Regions from separate parts of the Homo sapiens genome. Here region 1 is linked to region 2. Evidence: read pairs that join two places in POLR2A ChIA-PET (ENCODE). Cell type or tissue: Panc1. All regions are shown on one strand.

The links. ChIA-PET counts read pairs that join two places held together with the same protein. Peaks named below come from ENCODE experiments on the same cell type or tissue, not always from the same donor. Only the 100,000 strongest peaks of a DNase experiment are listed, where the experiment ranks them.
Region 1: POLR2A ChIA-PET joins it to region 2 with 7 read pairs; 3 of 35 experiments call an interaction of 5 or more read pairs at or near these places.

Annotation. Positions count from the first base shown.
Region 1 is chr7:80,674,602-80,682,601 of GRCh38, reverse strand. It overlaps CD36 (CD36 molecule (CD36 blood group)), which reads right to left. Exons shown (of 15, transcript NM_001001548.3): 15 at 3,328-6,218. Among named protein-coding and RNA genes, the nearest start is that of CD36, 40 kb to the right of the region's middle. In Panc1, CTCF peaks have their summits at 945 and 1,145; no DNase peak of the experiment used is centred here.
Region 2 is chr7:80,487,212-80,495,211 of GRCh38, reverse strand. It overlaps GNAT3 (G protein subunit alpha transducin 3), which reads left to right. Exons shown (of 8, transcript NM_001102386.3): 2 at 565-607; 3 at 6,536-6,677. It overlaps LOC107986812 (a long non-coding RNA gene), which reads right to left. Exons shown (of 3, transcript XR_001745252.2): 2 at 7,431-7,526. Among named protein-coding and RNA genes, the nearest start is that of GNAT3, 21 kb to the left of the region's middle. In Panc1, no CTCF peak of the experiment used is centred here; no DNase peak of the experiment used is centred here; H3K27ac peaks cover 2,389 bases.

The DNA of each region.
Region 1 (8,000 bases), 190 kb before region 2:
GTCACAGAGCCTGTATGGCCTATACAGCCTAAAATATTTTCTATTTGGTCCTTTACAGAAAATTTGCCAATAACTGTTTTCTTGCTTAGTTACATTTTTATCAGATAAATATTTTATTCAACGTGTGTATTAAACTGAGTCAAATGTAGCTTTAATGTTTAGAAGTGAACCCTACTATTAATACATATTGAACTTACAGAGTTTTTGTTACTAGACAGTTCTACAGTCTGGCAATGAATGATAATAGTTGACTATAAAAGTTTAACTCATCTAATGGTATCAATGTTTAAACCCTCACATCAATTCGCCCATTTCATAATTACCTTTAGAGACTTCCCTTCCCATAAGGACTATAGATTTTCTCTATTACATTTCCCAAGACAGACCTTGCTAATTCTTTTGGCCTTTTGTCCACACAGATCTTAGACCTGTCTATGCATAATTCTTAACCAATTCAAGACTTTTTCAACTAAATGATTTCAAGCAATTATCAAATGATTGGTAAAAGAAATGTATTTGCCATTCAGGTCTTAGACTGCATATGATATTTATAATTCATTATTTAGTTAGCAAGCCTGCTGAACTTCATATTTTGCATGCTGAATTATTATAAACAAACCTTTTGTATTTAAACCCAACATGGAAACCATAGTGTTGCACTGTAAATTACTTAAAGGGAATGTTAGCCTCCAAGTACACTACCAGGCACTATCCGAGAGCTCTGTCCTAAAGGAACAAAAAAATTGTAGAACAATTCAAGATTATTAAATATCACAATTTATTGATCAACTTCAAATGCACAGTGAGAAGCTAGGGCAAAGAGAAAAGATAGATTTACAAGTTTAGGACAGAGTACTAAGGAGGGTAAAAGTCCCACTATATATGAATCCTGAAGTACACAATATTCATATGTTCTGTCTCTCTGTTGCATCAACTTTCTCTTTTAATGGTGGGGTTACTAAAACCAGATTTGGAGTATAAGCAAGGGAGTCCAAAATACAGAAGGGGACTGGTGTCAAAATTAATTCTTGTTATATTGGAGAGACACAGGGGAAAGTATACCTGGCCACAGCTGTAGAGAACCAGAGGCCTGCTGAACAGACATGTCTGTCATTTGTTTTATTCATATTGCCAGCAGGGGGACTAGTGGGACACCTCTTTGACCCATATAAATGTAGTATGTTATGTACAGTTAGTGGCTTAAGTATATTTGACAATTCCATCTCTTCCTGTGTTCAATAAATGCTTTCCTTGATATCTGACATGGTACTCTACTTCCTTAAACTTAGTTTCATCTATGTTTGTCATTTGTTTCCTTTATTAGCAAAGCTAAATGTCCTTAAATAATATGGAAAACAGAAATAGAAGAGCAATACTTTCTGGCAAGAGATTATCTGCAAGAGAAATTTCAGAATCCAAGTAATCCTACTGTGCATTTGATTACTCTGCTGATGCCCTTGTGGCTGACTTGTACTTCTACTAAACAAACTGTGAATATGCTGGCTGCAGGGCTAAGATGGAAAGGCAATGAAAGTGGATAAAGAAACATTCCTAAATTAGCCAGTATAGATATAGTTTCACAAACTCATCACAGCAGCATTTAAAAATAATTTTTCAAGTATCTACAAGGACATATCCAACATTAACCTACATTGGTATTTCAAATTGGTTCTACTCTCAAATAGAGTCCTGCTCCCTAGTCTATATCCAAAGATATATAAATCCTTTTCGTGTGTATTTCCATTCTAAGATGATTCCACAGAAGTCTCCAATAACTGAATTCTATTCTTTAATGCTAATGTGGCAGAGTATGTGAAATTACTCACCACTTACTTCAGAGCCTTCTCTGTTACGTAGGTTCCTCTTTCCACAAATGCCCTAGTCCTCAACCATGTAGAATGAAGACAAGATTAGGGCTGAGGAACAGCTGCCAAACTGTCACTTTAAGCCTAGATAGTTCCAAGCTCAGCTCTTTCATACCGGCCTCATTGACTCTTTGTTTTAGAGACGGGGTTTCACTCTGTTGCCCAGGCTGGAATGCAGTGGTGTGATCGTAGCTCACAACAGCCTGAAACTCCTGGGCTCAAGGGATCCTCCTGCCTCAGCCTCCCAAATAGCTGGGACTACAGATATATGCCATCACACGCAGCTAATTTTTAAATTTTTTTTGTAGAGACAGGGTCTTGCTGTGTTGCCCAGGCTAGTCACAAACTCCTGTCCTCAAGCTATACTCCCACCTCGGCCTCCCAGCGTGCTGGGATTACCGGCAAGAGACACTGTGCTCAGCCTTCCTCATTCACTTTCTATATAACAGTATAGACTTTCTCCACTGTAAATACTCTTTGAATTTTCTTCTCTTTATCCCCTCCCTTGCTCCTGCTCCCTACTCCACTGCAGACATGTGGCAAGCAGGCCATCTAGCAGTCTAGCCCAGTTTTGTGCTCATAGTACAACTCCAGTGCTATTATTCAGTATACATTTATAAAACAGAAAGCTACTGGATCCTGAAGAATCTCTTTATTCAGATGAATAATTTTTATATCAGATAAAGTCTAGGACCTGTCTCCAATTTTAGTATCCCTTATCTGCTCCTAACCTATTCATTACTTTACATGCAGTATATATATTTGTCGTTAATACTGTCAAGTAGATCAAATAACACATTCCAGCAAATCAAAGGAGTATAAAGTTTAATACCACTTCACCCTCTACTCTGCCATATAGATTAGCTTTATTACTGTTTGAAAATATTTACAAGCTCAACAGGGCAAATTATAAAACTTAGTGGGATATTTATAGCAACATTTTCAGGTCTGATGAACTTCCCCCTCATCTCAGTATGTTTATGTCCTTCTGTTAATACATCAAACTAATACCAGCAACAGGTCAAATAAAACTCTTACAGCTAGTCAAACTTCAGTGACTTAAATCAGGGCTTTTCCAAAATTTCGAGTGTCTATGAATTTCTTAAAGATCCTGTTAAACTGTGGATTCTGATTCAGTGGGTCTGAGGTAGAACCAGAGATTCTGCATTTTTAACAAGTTCCCAGGTGATGTTGAGGCTGTTTGTCTAAGATTCATGTAATTAAAGGAAAATTTTAAAATATTTATATTTATCCTATGTCACAGCCCCCTTCATGAGTATGCAGAATGAAACGTTTTGCAATGTGTAGATTGTACTACTAGCATCTGGGAACAGTTGGAAAAAGGAAATAGGAGTGATATGTAAATAAGTCATGAAAGGATAATAGCTCATATAAAACTATAGTAACAATATCAAACAATATGGAAGTCAACTACATTCAAAAATAAAAATAAGCAAAATCATTTTTCTAATAACAAAAGTTTTTATTTTCACAAATATTTTAAAATGCAGCTACCTTTGAGCCACAAAAGGAAAAAGCAGTATTCCTTTTATGTATTTGATACAAATATTAAACATAACTCAGTTTTAGTTCATTAGCTCAGCTCAGTGAAAATAGCTCAGGAAAAAAAAAGTCATAGGTAATGCTATTGGTATATGCAGGAAACCAGAAGCGACGACATTGAGTTCAAAATCCATTTAGAATTGTAGACAGGCCACAAGGGGCAGGTGAAGAGAGCAGCCACAGAGTCACTAATACATTGGACTTCAAACAGAAAAACTGAAATGTCAGTTGGTACACACCTAAAACAAACTCCAACTAGAAAGATAATTATGTAGCTCAGACATTGATAACAGGTTAAGAAATTTGTACGTGCATACTGTTTTTTTTTTTTGAGATGGAATCTCGCTCTGTCACCAGGCTGGAGTGCAGTGACGCGATCTCAGTTCACTGCAACCTCTGCTTCCCAGGCTCAAGAGATTCAGTCTCCCGAGCAGCTGGGACTACAGGCATGGGCCACCACACCCCGCTCATTTTTGTATTTTTAGTAGAGATGAGGTTTCACCATGTTGGCCAGGATGGTCTTGATCTCCTGACCTCGTGATCCACCTGCCTCCCAAAGTGCTGGGATTACAGGCATGAGCCACCATGCCTGGCCATGTATACACATCTTAATACAAATATTTTCAGAGATAACCATTGCGTGATAGCTATTTTTTTTCTTGAAATGATACCCTCCTTCACCCTTTTCTGTCAGAACTGAAAGCTACATAGCTTCTTCTATTTCTTCATGCACTTGTTAGAAGCAATATGCATTAACCTATTTTCCGATGCTGTTGATTCTCTAATCTGTTAATCCATTTGCAGACGCTATTGATTTTCAAACTTAAGTTATGAATACCTGCTATAATTCTGTGGTTAATAACCAGCTTTGGAAAGAAAATGTGCTTCTATCAAAGGGTACAATTTTTCTATGACTAAAACATATAAATTCATCCATGAGCAATTGCAAGTGTCCAAACATTTACCCTTTCTGAACAACATTAACTTCGCCAGGGCAAAACAAAGTCACACATGTAACATATTCCCCAAGTTGCCCCACTCCCACCACAGTGCATATGTGCACACACACACACACACACACACACACACACATCCAAAGCCCAGATTTCATGTAAAAAAAATCTCCCCTTAAGTAATTATTTTTCCTACTGCATATTTTTAATCTCGTTGTCTTTGTATATGAATTGTCTTTCCTCTTATATTCCTTTTACAGAATTTGAGAAATGAAACACTGAGGAATGATAAAGATTATACATGTATTCAAACAATATTAAAGACATATAGGTCAAAACCTTTTCTGATATCTAAATGCTATGAGATCATCCCTGTATTAAGATCTGAGTCATGATTAGTCATAATATACAGGTCAATATGTATATTCTCATCCAATTATCTTTAGAAGTTTCTACATTATATAACTCAGCCCTACATGCCTCAATGATTAAAAAACTTTCCTTTATATTAGATGGACATGTCCACAAATATCCTAATGCAAATAGAATAAACCTTGTATTATCAGAAGAACATGTCTACAATGTTATCTTACATATTAATATCTTGGACAGATACTTCTTTTATCTTCCCAGTTAAAAGGAAAGGCACTAAGTATGCTTTAAGCACCTTCAGAGATGCAAAAGATCTTTCCAAACAGGTAGATTCTTGGTTTGTGGCTTTTCTGTAGTAATGCTCAACATTTACTCTGGCGGCTATCATAAGGAGGAGGCTAAAAGTTATTTTCGATTTTAGTATCCAAACAGGCCAGTTACTATTCCTTTGTCCTGTATCCTTCTGTGGGTAAAACACAAGCTAGAATTTGGTTTATCTTCCCTTTCTATGCTGGAGCTTTTTAGGAGAACTAATGCTCTCAGAATAAGTGAACCCCTGCTCAAGAAACAGAGTTACCTATTAATGTGTCTCCTTATGAAAAAGGAAAAACCTTTGCAATTGTCCTACTGCTGTAAAGGATGAAACCAAATGTCTTTTTGTTCTTCATCCAATTAGCTTAAAAAATTAGCCTAGAACAAAGTGGTAGAAATTTAGAAAGCATATTTCAGCAAGGACTATGGATTTATAAAGAAATGTGGATTCAGATAAAATATACTTCAGAGAGAAAATTAGGATAAACATTTTATGACACAAGAGGAACTAGAAAAAGCACAGGAATTTAAGGAAGAACATATTTTAATGGTTGAAACCTGTCTTTATGAGGCGATTATGACAGCAAAAAATATTATAATGAATAACAATGCATAGTCTACGCTTTGTAATATTTCATACAATAATTCCTTTATCATTTACATCTCTTAATGCTAGAAAAGCATTCTGAAGATGCCAAGCGTAAGTTGCAACTGAGTAAAAAAAAAAAAGCAAAATTTACTCAATTTCCAGAAGAGGTGCAGAACAGAGAATGAAGGTCCTTAAAATATAAACCGCTAGTGTGCTAAAATGATGTCCATTTGCAGGATCAGTGACAAAATATTTAAGCCCATAAAGAAAAGAGTTATACCTGCTGTATGAAGGTATTCATAGAGAAATATGAGTCATAAGCCAATTATTTATAAATGTCTTTCAAAATATTTGGTGCACATGAAATGCAGTATACTGATGGTCCTGGAGACTGTTGCAGTTGAATAGGGCAGCTACTGGGATGATGGTGTTTCCCCCGGATGAGGATGACAGGAATGCAGGGCCTAGGATTTGTTGAGCATGTACACTCTTCTTCTGAATTGGCCACCCAGAAACCAATTATTGAATCAGAACAACACAAATTGGTTTGTGCTTGAGCCAGGTCTGTAGAAACGGAAATCAATTCAGTTGTGGAAATGATGAATTTTAAAAGCTGCTGGGTTTTTTTTTGTGCAAGGTAGAGATTTTCATAACATCTCAATAATCCTTTTGAAATGTGCAGTTGCTTAGTGCAAAAAAAGAAATAGTGCCACCATTTCTTCAACTAAAAGATAAGGTGTGCTTTGTAAAAGTAAAGCATATCCAATTTTCATCCTGTTGGTCGGTATTACCAAGGGTCATGATGTAGCTGGCGCACAAATGTGAAGAATCATTTACTACCTGTAGAGTGGCAGTATATCTTAGATATCATACTTTTTATTAATCAGTTCAGTTTCTCTAGCTGCAGAGAGAAGTTCTCTAACGGACTTCACCAATAGGGCAAAACACATTCCCATTCCAGAAAGGCACATAAGAAGGGTGCTTCAAGACAAGCACACACCAGGCAAGGAACGGTAGCTGAAGTGCATCTGCCCTGGACCAGCATTTCCACACCCTTCAGACCAAGTTCCATTTAAAGGTGTATGTACTACTTTCAAAAGGACCATTGGGTTATTTTCTTGTGACCCCCTGAGTAAAACCACACATTAAAGCTCCACCGTCTTACACTTTGCTACTTCTTACATACCTGTCTTCTTACTTGTTCCTATTGTTTACAAATCTGCCCAAAGATATAATTTTTATGATATTAAGAGCTGAATTTTGCTTAAGAAAATCTACATATCTTTTGTGATTCTTCTAAATCTAGTAAATCAAGTAATCAACAGTTTATTCTCTGCTTGTAAAAAAGGGTAGTAATTTTTCCACATAAAAATCAAATATATAAGCAAAACTAATATATTTGTTGACAAAGTTGCTCCAGCAAGCCTTGAATTTTTCATTATAATTTAGCTATAAATAGACCCAAGGAATCTGACATCCAAGGATCATTAAGCAATCATAAAAATGTATCACATAATTTTAATTCTGAATACTTACTTACAAAACATGTTTATAACTTCTGCATTTCCTTTTATTAAGCATGCTTTCCCATTAGGACAAGTTTTTTTGTTATTTTGTTTTACTTTTCAGCGGATGATCTATTACATAGTCATACAAATACCTTTGTTTAGTCATAATTTGTCAGTAGGCTACTGACAGGTATTGAAGGTAATATTTAACTTTTTATAATGTGAACATTTTAGGCTAGCATTTTGAAGCCATTCTGTCCAAATAGTTTGGATGCAGAATTATTGTCTTTTTGGTGACTAAATAGTGGTAGAAGTGATTAGAACCAAAAATTAGGTTGCCTTTTCAAACACAAGCTCTCCATCTCACAAAAGGAAATTATTGGTCCCCAAATTCCACTTTCACTGATTTATGCTTTGGTCACAAACAATTAAAATGTATGATTTCATGGAACATCTCTAGAAGATAGAATGGATGCTGATGAATCCAGGCTATTGGAAAATCATGAAATTGTATTAGGGATCATGTGAGATAAAGAATCTTTCTTTAGCATGGTACTGGCACACAGTAAACAACTAAATAAGTTATTATAACACACATACTGCTTTTATTTACATTGCCTTGAGGTGGGCTGAAGAAAAATAGGGAGAAAGTAAAAAATTCTCCCCCACAGGCAACACCAATGTTACCTGTGATAACTAAAAAAAGGTTTTCCTTTAGGAAAGGTCAGGCATTCATTCATCTTTAAGAGTGCATGGACACTAATATCTAAAGCATAGAGGCCTAAACTCTTGTACACCACTCTGAGTACTTGGTTCTACTATGTTGAACACTATTTTC
Region 2 (8,000 bases):
GGCACTTGCACTTGTATGTTTATTGCAGCACTATTTATAATAGCAAAGTCATGGAATCAACCTAAGTGTCCATCAATGGAAAATTGGACAGAGAAAATCTGATATATATAATTGAATACTACTCAGCCATTAAAAAAAAAATCATGTCTTTGATGTCTTTGCCAGCAAATGGATGGAACTGGAGACCACTATCTTAAGTTAAACAATTCAGAAACAGAAAGTCAAATACCGTATGTTCTCACTTATAAGTGGGAGCTAAACAGTGCACACACATGGACATAAAGAGTAGAATAATAGACACTGGAGACTTGGAAAAGTGAGAGCATGAGAGGGAGGTGAGGAATGAAAAAAATTACCTGTTGGGTACAATGCACACTATTCAGATATTGGGTAAACTAAAAGACCAGACTTCACCACTATGCAGTTTATCCATGTAACAAAACTGCACTTGTACCCCCTAAACCTATTAAAAAAAATTAAAGATTATCCATGAAAAGTGATAGTTTTTAATATCTATTCAAATTTGGTATATCAGTTAATAATATTCCTCTTTTTATGTTGCAGGAGCAGGAGAATCTGGGAAAAGTACTATTGTTAAACAAATGAAGTAGGTATACATCTGTCTCAAGTGTTTAATATTTGATGTCTGTCCATGTATTTGACCATTCTTAAAATACATGCTTTTGTAAATGCTGATTGACAATCTTTTCTAAATCATGGATCATAGAGTGGTCATAGTTCCTGTGCAAATATACCTTGTATCCTTTAGCAGAAAGTGTAGCAGATGAATAATATTATAATTTCCATTTTTTAAAATGTGCCTCTCAATAAGACAAATGCTTAAAGCATTATATTTTAGTCATATTAATCTGGGGATATCAAGGACTTTATAATCTGATCATTAACGGTAAATATTTTAAAATGTCAATCAATCATATATTTGATTTTTTGAGGAAACAGTATTTTTAACCTCATTAGCATTTTGCCTACCTGGGAATAAAATGCTTAATTACTATCATGAATTGTGATGTATTTTTGCATTTGTTTCTCTACTTTTTCCTTTTTATAATGAAATAACTAGACCTGAATTCCTTAATAAGGAAATAATGACAAAAGAATGCAGTGTCTACCTGAATAAAAAGGTAATTGATAAGTAAAGGTAAATGGGTGAAACCTCATGGCTTTGTTACTGCTAGAGAATTTTAAAGGATAATTGTGGCTAAAAAGAAGTAAAAGAAGAAGCAGAAGAAACAGAAGCAGCAGCAACAACAGCAGGAAGAGAAGGAGGAGGAGGAAAGGAGGAGGAGGTGCAGAGAGGAGGAGGAAAGAGGAGGAGGAGGAAAGAGGAGGAGGAGGAAAGAGGAGGAGGAGGAAAGAGGAGGAGGAGGAAAGAGGAGGAGGAGGAAAGAGGAGGAGGAGGAAAGAGGTGGAGGAGGAAAGAGGTGGAGGAGGAAAGAGGTGGAGGAGGAAAGAGGAGGAGGAGGAGGAAAGAGAAGGAGGAGGAACAAAGAGGAGGAGGAGGAAAGAGGAGGAGGAGGAAAGAGGAGGAGGAGGAAAGAGGAGGAGGAGGAGGAAAGAGGAGGAGGAAGAGGAAAGAGGAGGAGGAGGAAAGAGGAGGATGAAGAGGAGGAGGACCATTTTTGAGCATATTTTTAAATTATATGTTAAAGGATCTTGTTCTTTGGGCCATATTTTATAAGGGAGTGATGCCTGCCAGTCAATAATGAAATTGGTTTCAATCTAAGACACTGTTTTCCTTTTATGTGATAATCTCATGTAAGTTTTATATCAACCAATATTTAAGCTTCACTTATCTGCAACCAAACACCTGATCTTTCCTACTGTCTCTGAAGAACAGAGCTCCTTTATTCTGTTCCCTGGGATTGCACCATTTTTGAGTTTTTAGGACCATCCTTGCAACTAAGTCATCTGGCATTCATTTATAACATTTCCACAGTATCTGCCTGCTCTTGTCTCCCAGGCTGTGATCATGCTTGAACCTCTCTTTTTTCATTTCTCCATTCTCTATGAGCTTAAATAAAGAAAAAAAAAGACCAATTATTTGGCTGCGTAAAAAATAAAACTTTTAAATATAGTAAACCGTAAATAAAATTAAGCCAAAATTAGAGAACAAGAAAAAATTTATAATAAATATGATAAATAACTGGTGACTAGTATATAAAGGCCCATAGATTGCTAAGTAAAACAATAAGCTTCCCAATATACATAAATGGGGATAGGCTATGAATAGAGAGTATAGAAATGACAAAATTCAATAGATAATGTATTTTAGTGTAACCTTATTATAAAAGTTAAAAATCAGATCACTAATGAGGTAATTTTTCATTGTAGTAAATTGACAAACAATAATTTTAAAAAATTACCCAATAATAATGAGATTTTGAGAAATGGATATTTTTAATTGCTATTTGTAAAATTATATATTACAGAGAATTTATAAAAATAATATCTTTAATATACATAGTAAGCTGGGAAAATTATTGATCTAAATATGTTTCTGAGAATTGTCAAAAGTAATAAAATATGCATAGGCATGAAAATAAAATAATTCAATAATATAAAAGCCTGTATAAAAGGCTTATATCACTATTTAAGATAATGAAATATGGGATAGAATAAAGTGCCACAAATTAAAATAAAACATAAGCAATTAGGTTGCAAAGTTACAGGACTATTCATTCTTCAATTGCAATATTATATAACTATTACAAATCATGTATTAATCTCATGTATATGAGAAGGTTTTAATATGAGAAAATGCTATGTTTACTAAAAAAACAGGTTACAAAATTGCATTAACATTTTATTTTTTATTTTATTTTATTTATTTATTTAATTTATTTATTTGAGAAAGGGTCTCGCTCTGTCGCCTAGGCTGGAGTGCAGTGGCACAATCTTGGCTCACTGCAACCTCCACCTCTCAGGTTCAAGCAATTCTCCTGCCTCAGCCTTCTGAGCAGCTGGGATTACAGGTGCCTGCCACCATGCCCAGCTAATTTTTTTTTTTTTTTTTTGGTATTTTTAGTAGAGTTGGGGTTTCACCACATTGGCCAGGCTGGTCTCGAACTCCTGACCTCAAGTGATCCACCTGCTTCAGCCTTCCAAAGTGCTGGGATTACAGGCATGAGCCACTGTGCCCGGTGCATGAACATTTTAATCTCAAGTATGATCAAATAGATACTTTTTTAAAATGAGAGAGCATTTACCAGTATTCAAATAAATTTTCTCTCAATAGTGGAATTTAAAGTTCAAAGCACCTTTGCTTTTTAATATTGTTAGGCTTTTCACATTTTCTACAATGAGCACTTCTTTTATTATTTAAAAAGAGCAAGTTTCCTGTTCTGCTTTGTCTTTCCTTTTCTCAGTAGAATTTCTGTAGAAAATAATCAAAATTAGCTCTCTTTACTTTCCACTTTCAGCCATTTTCATCACACTTTTGCCTCTGGTAAGTTGCAGAAGTTGCCCTTACGAAGATTATTTATTATGTCATCTTCGAATAGCCATTTTATTTGAAGTCTCCTTAAGTCCTTATGTTAATTCCAGATGACATCACTTTTCTCACTTAAAACTTTTCTTCAGCTTCTAGAACTCTTTCCCGGTTCGTCTAACTATCTCCTTTATTCTTCTAACTCTATCTCTGACTACATTTAAAATGTTAGTGTCTCTACTGTACCAGGAGATGCTGGCACTTCTCTACTTACTCTGCACCTTCATCAAAATGAAAACTGCTAGAGTTCTATGATTTTCACCAGAATCTTCAAGCTGACTGTTTCAGAATATTTCTTTCAAACTCACACACTTTGTCTAAACTAGAGAGGCAGATACATCTACTGCTATATTCTCTGGCTAGGTCCAAATCAGAATAAACATTAAACTTATCTCCCATCTGGCCTCTATCGCCCTAAAATTAATTACAACAACGCCAGCCTACAACGCAATAAATCTCAGCATAGTTATGCTAAGCCTTCACCCTTTTACCAAGTCATGCCACATCTACACAATTTGTCTCCAAACATGTCATTGATCTCCATTGGTCATCATTTCTGACCTAGATTAATTCAGTATCTTCCTAAGGAGCTTCTACCTCCCTTCTCTTCCCTTCATTGCATTATCCACACTGCCATGAACTGATCCATTTAAAGCTGATTTTATCTCCTGAATTCAACTCTTCACCCTTGCTGTCAAGATCAATCTCCTTGCCATGGCACACAAGACACTGGAGCCCAGTTCTTGCCGATGTCTTCATCCTCCTGTCCTGTAATTTCTCCCCTACTTCCTGCTTCACTAATGCTGACCTTTTATAAGTCTGTAGACTAACACACTATAGAAGGCTGAGCATCATGGCTAAGATCATGGACTGTACATCAGATTGTGTTTGTGGCCCAGGTGTATCACAAACTAACTGAATAAGTTGGGGGTATTTGCTTAATTTATCTATGCTGACATTTCTTACTTATAAAATGTAGATCATAATTGTATCTACTTTAAAGGGCTTATTGTAAGAAATAAGACAGATGAAGTGCTTACAATAGTGCTTGGCACATATTGAACACTTGAAAATTGTGAGCATCTATTTGCTCATACTGATCTTTCTTCCTACAATGATTCTCTCTCCTTTTGACCATCTAGGAATAACTATCCTTGAACAATCAGCTGATTATCACTGCTTCCGGGATGTCTTCTTTGATACCTTACACCTAGTAGAGTTTATCACTTTTTCTTTTCTATAGCATCTTACTATATGCAGAGTTTGTTCCTATGCATTATCATAATGTTTAAAAATCTCTTTATATGCTCTGCCTTCTTATAACTCAGTCCTCTTCAACAGAACTTTGTGGGATGATAGGAAAGTTCTCTATTTTGCCTTGAAATATGGCAGCTGCTAGCCACATGTGGCTTTAGTAGCCACTTGAAATGTTGATAGTGTGATTGAGAAACTAAATTTTTAATTTTACTTAATTTTAATTAATCATCTAGTGACTAATGTATTATACAGAGGAGCTCTAGTCTATGGTTTTGGGAAGGAGAGACTTGTATAATGTATTTCTTTAACACATAACACAGTATGTCACAGAAAATGCACAGTAAAAGCTTATTAATTTCAACAGACCTCAGAACCAACTTTGCAGTTGGAGTGCTCTATCTCACTGAAATTTATATATGCATCTCCTGGAAAAACGATGTTGTTTAAAGTCCCACTTCAACTGGACATTTTAACTTCTGTTTTTATCATTTTTCTTTGTGATAAATGTTTCTTCATCTTCTCATAGTAATCAGAACTTGTTTCATGAAGATAACCTAAGTGCCTCATGTTTATTCACAGTTGCCATTTTAATAATAATTTTCCAAGTTCAATTTGACAGAAAACTGGGATTTCTTTAATAAACTTATTCTTGATCTATCCATAAAGACATTTTACTGCATTTTTTTCTACAGCCTTTGTCTATTTTATTTACTTATGTAAGTTATTTAATGGTTTAATGCAGCAAGACAAACATGACCATGTTTAAAGTAGAAGTTCAGCAATGATTTGTAATCAAATATAAAAAACAACAAATAACAAATATAGGCTGTGCCTTTACTCCTTTCAGTTCAGATTTCTTGTATAGGAAGCTTCTAATATCTTCAAAGACATTAAAGAGGTGTTTATGCTCTTTTCCCCCCATGCTAAAGCCTTTATACGTGTAGACACAATATAAATCTTTAGTAATATGACATCCAAAAAGATGCCTAATGAATACAAAGGACTTCAAGACAATAAGAGAAAATAGAAAGGAACAAAAAAAATTATACAATAAAGATGCAAAAATACGTAACTGGCATATCTAACGATTTTAGCTTTTGATAGGTAAATCTATTTTAAGCTATTATTCGAAAACTACTAGTAAAATCTTGAGTTTGGCTGAATGAGTGGAAGGTAGAGAAGAGTTCAGCCAAATAAAATGTCAGGCATTTCAACTTTTATAACTCAGTGGCACGTACACAGATGGAGAACTGACAAGAAATTTAACAGGGCAATTACGTGTACTAAAAAAGATGCCTTTGTTAATGCTGTAAATAGAAAGCAGGCACTCCTATTTTTCAGCATGATAGGAAAAGTCATGAATGTTCTAAATGACTTCGCTTCCTCTAGACATCAGGTTGTAAACACAAGGTCAAGTTTCAAACTCTGTATATATCTTTGTCCTGGGAATCTAGAAATTTTTCTCTTAAAAAAATAGACTTTCTAAGTATAATGCTTATGATTTACCCATTTTAAAAAAGTATTTTTAAATAACAAATCCTAAGTCTTTTCATATTTATCATGGGTAGCCCAGAAAGAAAATACTGTATAAATGACAATGATAATAAAAGTCCAAAGGCATAAAATTGTTTAGAGTTAGCATATATGTATGGTCAAAATTCCTTTTTAATGAATATATACTGTAATTTTATTCAAGCAACTTAGTTGGATGTGCTTTAGTGTTACAATCAATTATTCAACTCACAGAAACTTTTCATGTTTAAATTATAGGATCATCCATAAGAATGGTTACAGTGAGCAAGAATGCATGGAGTTCAAAGCAGTAATTTACAGTAATACATTGCAATCCATCCTAGCTATTGTGAAAGCCATGACTACCCTTGGAATTGATTATGTAAATCCCAGAAGTGCAGTAAGTATGCAAATAATGACAGCTGTATGTCCTGCAATAGAGTTTGAGCCATAAAATAAGAGGACTTAATAAGTTCATAGTATTAATCTATATCCAAAATTTAAAAATATGAAACATGAATTTTGAAACATTAATTCTGTTTTGTGTAAGATTTCTTATTTTCCTTGAAGTGAAACTTTTTTACTATATACTGTAATATTATTCAACATTAGTTGTTTTCCTGAGGATTAAACTTAATATCAAATAATACACCATAACAAATAAAAATATTGCTTGTGATTGCTAAATACAAAAGAATTTATGGCATAAACACAATTTGCAATATCTCTACATTAATTTTTTTAGTTATGCCATTTCAAAGAGACTAAAAAATGTTTAATAACATAACAATTATAATTAATGTTTGACGATGATTACAAGGTCTGTGTGGCAACAGGGAAATGATTACTTGATAAGTTTTTTTTTAAAAAAGAATTCAAATTGTAGGAGTAAGCAAATGTCTGTATATCAAGTATATTCAAGTAGTCATAGTTCCGTTTGTAAGGTAGCAACAAAATTATTTTCTCCCTACTTTATATTTTGCTATCTAATTATTTTACATTAAATTATATTTGAAATCCACTTACTTTAAAAGTTTATAGGCAGACATATAAAATTATTTGGCAAATGAAACTTACAGTATTATCCAAAGAACCACAGTTGACCCCACCCAAAAAAAAGAGTAACGGAGTAGAATCCACAAGAAGAACTCACCCACTTCCATATGTCCCCTCCAGGAGCAGCTGGGCATCTGGTTACCTCCAGAGGATGCCAGTTGAATGCCTACCAACGTAATTCTTGGAAACCTTGCTATAGAAACAATAAAAATAGAGAGCAAAAGCATAGTAAGGATAAAGAAAGAGGAGTCATTTGAACTCCCTCCCCCAGCTTAGTGGACCTTTTAAATGACCACTGGATCTTGTAAATGACCACCAGAAATCATTACAATTAAAACAAAAACAAAACAAAACAAAGCCTTTTCTGTGCTCTTAATGTAAAGAAAGGGGAAATCCCCCTTTTTCCTGTCACTTTTCTTCAAAGAACAAGGAAATGCTAAGTATGGCCTTCAGGCAGATAGTTTATAAAGCAAGGAGTCAGGTATTTTACTGATTCCCATTTCTAGCTTTCTCCACAGTTTGCTCCAATCTATCTCTCTGGCTACAGTTTCCCTCTCATGTGTAAAAGGGGAACTTGGAGGAGTCGAACTCCAAGATCCTTTTATTCTTTATCTCTCTCTGACTTAGTGATCATGTTCTTATTTAAGTGTAGTTCAGTTATGGATCT